Linked DNA regions of Mus musculus: region 1 is linked to region 2. The links are chromatin contacts, found by Hi-C in ENCODE. All regions are on one chromosome and are shown on one strand. Each heading gives the region's core, a stretch centred on a gene start or an enhancer-like site at or near the end of the contact. The rest is flanking DNA. Distances are from core to core; before and after follow the strand shown.

Region 1 (2,900 bases), core at 168-2,667, about 17 Mb before region 2:
GTGTCGTGTGGCATTCATTTAAGCTCAGCCCTTGGAGGCAGAAGCAATGAGATCCGTCATTTAAGGTCATTCCTGATCACAGAGGGAGTCTGAGGCCAGCCTGGGCTACATGAGATGCTATCTCAAAGAAACAAAAAACAAAACTAGAGAGAGGGAAAAAAACATTAAAATAAAAGTTAAAATCTAGATGTCAGGGTGAAAATATTCTATTGGGCCTAAGGTCTGCCGTAGAATCTTCTACCAGAGGAAGCAGACACCCGCGTGCCCCAGCTGGCTGCCAGACAGCACGGTGTCACGGGGAGTCTTGGCTGACTCACTTTTCGCTGGTCTCAGCCCAAATGCCTGCCCTGATATGGTTCTAGGTTATCCCTTCCTAGAAAATTCGGTGCCTCACTTTGGCCCATCCGTTGTGGAAAGACCTGGAAAGACGTGCCCTGTGCTGCCACCTAACGGCTGCTCCCAGTCAAGGCAGGGCTTCTCCCGCTGTTCTCGGCGGCACTGTACAGCCCCTCTCTGCCCATCCTACCTGCTTTGAGAGGCTCGCAAAGGGAGGAGCGCTCTTCCAGGTGCGCTCATTTCAGGGCACCAGGGCTGTGACTAAGACTGGCAAGTCGTCTTAAACTTCGCCACGTCCCGGTTGTTATTTCCTGTCTGTTCCCCCGCCGTGATTAACGGTAAAACTCTGAAGGCAGAGGGGGACCAACGTGCTTGTTTACTGAGAGAGGAAGGAAGCGGGGGGAGCTGGGAAGAAGGTACCCTAGGTTTAAGGGAAATAACAGCCTGGCAATGAGGTGGGCGGATGGAGCTGATGGGAAGGGAGGCTTGTTAGAAAAAGGAAAGAGCAGGTGCCAGTCAGATAGCTCTGCCAGCCTTTCCAGTTTTATCCTTTTAAATAATGATTTGTTTATTTGAGACAGGGTCTCACGCAGCGCAATCAAGCCTTTGTGCCTTGACTCCTCCTCCTCCTCCTCCTCCTCCTCCTCCTCCTCCTCCTCCTCCTCCTCCTCCTCCTCCTCCAAGACAGGGCCTCACTATGTAGCTCTAGAACTCCACTATGTAAACCAGGCTGGCCTGGAAGTCACAGAGATTCTCCTGCCTCGGTGCCCAGCTGCTGAGATTACAGGAATGTGCCACCATACCTGTGTGCACATCTGTTTTCAAGCAGGGAGATGAGACACAGTAGCGTTACCAGCTAGTGCTGGAGGTTAGGGGCCTCGGTAGCACATGACACCCCACCACAGTACAGGATCTTAAGTACAAATGGCTACGGAAAGGCTAGGCATACAGGATACCTGCCTGGGAACAGAAAGGATCAGGATGGAAGGAGCGGTGGATGCTGTGGTGGAGGAGGACACACGGCTCAGCTAAGGAGGCAACAGCTGCGGAGCCATGGGTGGTTATGAGTTTAACGACACCGCGCACCTGCATTACCAGATCTTTCAGTTTCTAAAGAGCTGGGAGTCTGGGTTCTTCCGTGAAGTCTCTTTCTTTTGAAGTGTTGGCAGCTAATGTAGCTTAAAAAGAAAGAAAGGAAAAAAAAAAGAGGCAGCATTCTGTGGGCCAAATAAAACATGTCAGTGAGGCATATTTAGCTCCAAGGCCGACTCCACAAACTTGGATCAAGGGCTATTTGTGTTCTGGAATCGTGACACACTAACAAGACCCTTTCAAGGCATGTGGTCTCAGGCAAGCAAATGCTAGATAACGGGGACGAATGTGTGAAGTGCCTTGGCTCAGACTTATTAGCTGGGATGGTCAGACCTAGATGTCTACAGAGAGCTACTTTGTTAATATGTCACACGCTGCTTAAAAAAAAAAAAAAAAAAAAAAAAACATTGAATGTATTCATCCACTAACCTCAGAAGCAGTTATTGGCTAGACCCAGCAATATAGACCTGTAACCCCAGCTCTTCAGGAGGCTGAGGCAGGAGGATGTCAGGTTTGAGGCCTTCCTGGGCAGCTTAGTGACACCTTGTCTCAAAATAAGAAGTAAAAAGAAGTTTGGGGACATAATTCTGTGTTAGAGAACTTGCTGACTAATGCAACCTACTTGTCTGTCTGTCTGTCTTTTTCCCTATGGGTAGCCTTGGCTGTCCTAGAACTTGCTTTGTAGACCAGGCTGGCTTCAAACTCAGAGATCCACCTGCCTCTGCCTCCTCCTGCATGCTGGGGTTAATGGTGTGAAGCCCCACACCTGGTGCTACAACCTCCTGTGGGCTGCCATTGTCTAGTTCAAGAGACTTAACACTAGCTGACTGAAGTCACTAAAATCCCCAGCGGTGGCACGAGTCTGCCCTAGCTGCCTAGGCTAGTCTGTCCAGGCTGTCTGAATATGAACTTGGTTTAAGATAATTTTCACAAAGGGAACTATTTCCACTGAATATTGACTCTTTGACCAAGACTGCGTTATTTTAAAAGAGTGATTCCTACCCCCCCACTCTCTCTAGCAGAGCAAATGCATATGTGTTAGGGTTTATTAAGGATAAGAGAGGAAGAATTGTGGCAGATGGGAGCGTCACTGAGGAAGGAGTAACCCACTGCTCTGTTCTGATGGGATTAGAGACAGCCACTGAGAGACAAGAGGACCTTAGCACACGTGTTTGTTCCTGAAGTCCCCTGGACTTGCTACTCGGCCTTCAAAAATATAATCTTAAGAGAGTCAAATAGTGCCAGGTATGGTGGTTCACGCCTTTAATCTCATCACTCGGGAGGCAGAGGCAGGCAGATTTCTGAGTTCAGCGGATTTTGAGGCTAGCCTGGTCTACAAAGTGAGTTCCAGGACAGCTAGGGCTACAGAGAAACCCTGTCTCGAATAGAGTAGCACTTTTTTTCTTTTTAGTTTTAATTTCATTTTATTTTTTAAATTAAACCTGTTGCTATATTTTTTTCTTTCCCATTTA
Region 2 (2,808 bases), core at 214-2,713:
CGGCATCTGTGGGGTCTGGCATATTGTTCCCAAAACCAAGGGGCTGAGGGGTGGGACCAGGCAGGAGCCAATGAGGTGCTGAGCATGGTGTGAAGTCAAGCAGGTGGGGGTGGGGTCTCATGCCATTGACTGTGTGGTTGCTAGGCAACTTGGTAAACTGAGGAGCAAACCTGTTTAAAATCTCACTCCTGAGGTGGCTGCATCAGGGGTCAGAGTGAGCTGGCCTGAGCAGGGGTGGCAGACGATTGAGTGTGACTGTGAGACTAAGCAGACAGTGACAGACAGACAAGTCAGTGCTGATGGCTGCACACCGCCCTGTTTACTATCATGCAGCTGCAGAAGAGAAGGGTGCAAGACACGGTGTCCCACTGCACCCCAGTAGGCAAAGGAAGGACACACAGGAAGGAGCAAACAGAAAAACAGCTGCTTCTTATTGGACTCCCTCTAGACTGCGGCGCACGCTCGGGCAAGGGGCTTGCTCGGTAGTTCTTCGTGCTTCTCCATCTGTCCACTCTCCCTCCTCCCCACACACCTTGTCAAATACCCAGAATGAGAGTCTTTGAAGAGATGCTGTCAACGGGGCCATGGTGGGGACCACAGTCAAAGGGAAAGGAGCAGCCTGTGGAGGATTGGGCTGGAAGGAGAGGAATGTCGCCCCTGCCGGGAGGTGCTGAAAGCCTTGCTTCTTACACCCAAGAAGGCAGCTCCTCCCTTCCCCCAGGATAATTGGAAACAGCCTTTCCTGTGGATTGCTGCTTTGGGGTTATAGGTACCCCCTTTCCTCTCCCAGTCATACTTTTCTCCGTGATCACCCAAGAAGGGCCAAAATTTACTACTCCCTGGTCTCTTCGTCTAATCCACAGAAAACAGTAAAGGGTCCAAGAAACCGTGACAAAATGAACCCCAGGAAAGGGGGAGTTCAGCAGCCTAGATTGTGTCTTCGGGGTTTTCCTAAACTCCCCGTGTGACCTTGGGCAAGTCACGGGGTCCCCTCTCAACCTGGATAGCTCTACCCCCTCCCACTTCACACAGGTAGCCCATCAACTTAGCGTTACTTTGTGAAGTGCCTAGCCTTCAAGGTTATCATTATCCTCTCCAGACCGCCTGGAAAGCCGCGGTGTTGTTTTGGAATGGGAGAGGAGTAGGCTGCGGGGAGCAAAGGGGGAAGGTTTTTTCGGGGTGGAGAGGGCAAGAGCCTTTCTGGATGCTAGCGAGGAAGATTCCAAACGCTCGGGCAATCGGAGGGCAGGAAGGAAAGCAAGTAGAAACTCAGCCAGAGACGGACACTGCCAGAGACAAAGGGGGCGTGAGAGACCGCGCCGGGCAGCGAGGCGGGGTGGCGGACGGGAGGTGTGCGAGGTGAGGGAGGTGTGGGGGGCGTGGGCCGCGGGATGCGACGCCCGCTCCGACTGTGCTCCAGCTCCGGTTTTTCCCTCCACCATGCTCTCCCCCTCCCCGCCTCTCCTTTAACTCCCCCCTCCTGGGCTCGGGACTGGTTTCCTCCCTTAGCCCGCTGCCCTCAATCCCGGCGAGGCTGGGGCTCCAGCTCGGTGTCTCCTTCTTCGCTCCCTTGCCCGGCGCCTCATGTTGCCCCCGCCCGGCCCTCGGCTCCCCATGTCCCCCACGTAGCGGGGCGCACAAATCCCGAGGTGCGGCGCGTGGGCCGGGGGCGCGTAAGGCGCCTGCAGACGGCCCCTGCAAGGGTTCTTGTGGGGCTGAGCGCTCTGGAGCCGGGGAGCAAGCATCGCAGAAAAGAGGGTCCTTGTGGGAGCTGGGGGTGACTAGCCACCCACCAGGGTGACTGGGGTTCCACAGCGTGGTAGCCACCCCTGGGGGTGAGAGACTTTGGGGGAGTTGGTGCCCCGCCCCCAGGCCTTGGTAGGGTCATGGGGGCCCCCCATTTTGGGCCAGGGGGTGTGCAAGTCGGGGCCCTGCTGCTGTTAGGTTTTGCGGGGCTGGTATCTGGACTCAGCCTGGAGCCTGTCTACTGGAACTCGGCGAATAAGAGGTGAGTGGTTGGGACTGAGGAGATTCCAGTCCCATGGATAAGGGATATGGAAGCTTTGAGACTAACCGGGCTAGGATTCTGAGCTGAGAGGGGGCTGGCAGAAGGGTGCTTGCTGTAGCGCTGAGGTGAGGTGACAGGTTACAAGACAGAGCAATGATCTTGAGAGCCAGACTCCTAGTCTCACAGAGCTGGTTGTGGGTGGTGATACCATGTGTCAGGAGTTGGGAGATCTTAAAGGGGCAAAGATAAAGTTCACGGGCAGGGGGAGGGCAATGGAGTGGCTATTTGGCTCTGGAGGAGACCTGTGTCATCTGCGTTGAAGGGAGCCTGGTTAATGTCAGCTCTCGGGAGAGAGGTGCTGAATGGGTGCTGCTGAGGCACTGAGGAGAAGGGCAGGGACACCTAGCTCCCAGGAGGCACTCGGTGTTGCAGATGAGGGGGAAGGGGGTTCAGTTTGGGGCTATAGAACAACCCACCCAAGGTTCCTTGACTCTCAGTCTGTGTTCCCAACTGGTGTTCACAGCCAGAGGACTAGTTGACCCTTTGGTTGAACAGTTTGGCAACTAGAACATGGTCCTGTCTTCCTGGTTTGGTGGACTCTTTCTGGAGGCCCCTCAAAGCCCCCTCCTTCTCTCCTGCCACTGGGAGTCCTGAGGGTGCCACTGGCCTCTCCAGTCATCTTGACCGACCGCAAACTCTCCCATCGGGGACTCCGGTCCCTGACATGCTAGCTTTGCTTGGAAAGAGGCCAAGGGTCAGTCAGTCACACAGGGCAGACAGAACCTCTGGGAGGCCATCTA

The links. Hi-C counts contacts between places; a loop is a spot of excess contacts on that map.
Region 1: a loop to region 2 is called in a map of T-helper 17 cell, with 24 times the contacts of the local background. The contact joins the enhancer-like site here to the promoter of Efnb3 in region 2. A Hi-C loop is called at or near these places in 3 of 37 maps with a recorded cell type or tissue (T-helper 1 cell and T-helper 17 cell).

Annotation. Positions count from the first base shown.
Region 1 is chr11:86,891,916-86,894,815 of GRCm38, reverse strand. No RefSeq gene overlaps it. Among named protein-coding and RNA genes, the nearest start is that of Gm33742, 25 kb to the right of the region's middle. Within about 2 kb of position 1,417, at least 2 of the 3 ENCODE cell types and tissues checked have a DNase peak (open chromatin) inside an H3K27ac peak, as active enhancers do.
Region 2 is chr11:69,558,892-69,561,699 of GRCm38, reverse strand. It overlaps Efnb3 (ephrin B3), which reads left to right and starts at 1,463. Exons shown (of 5, transcript NM_007911.5): 1 at 1,463-2,008. The coding sequence starts at 1,887.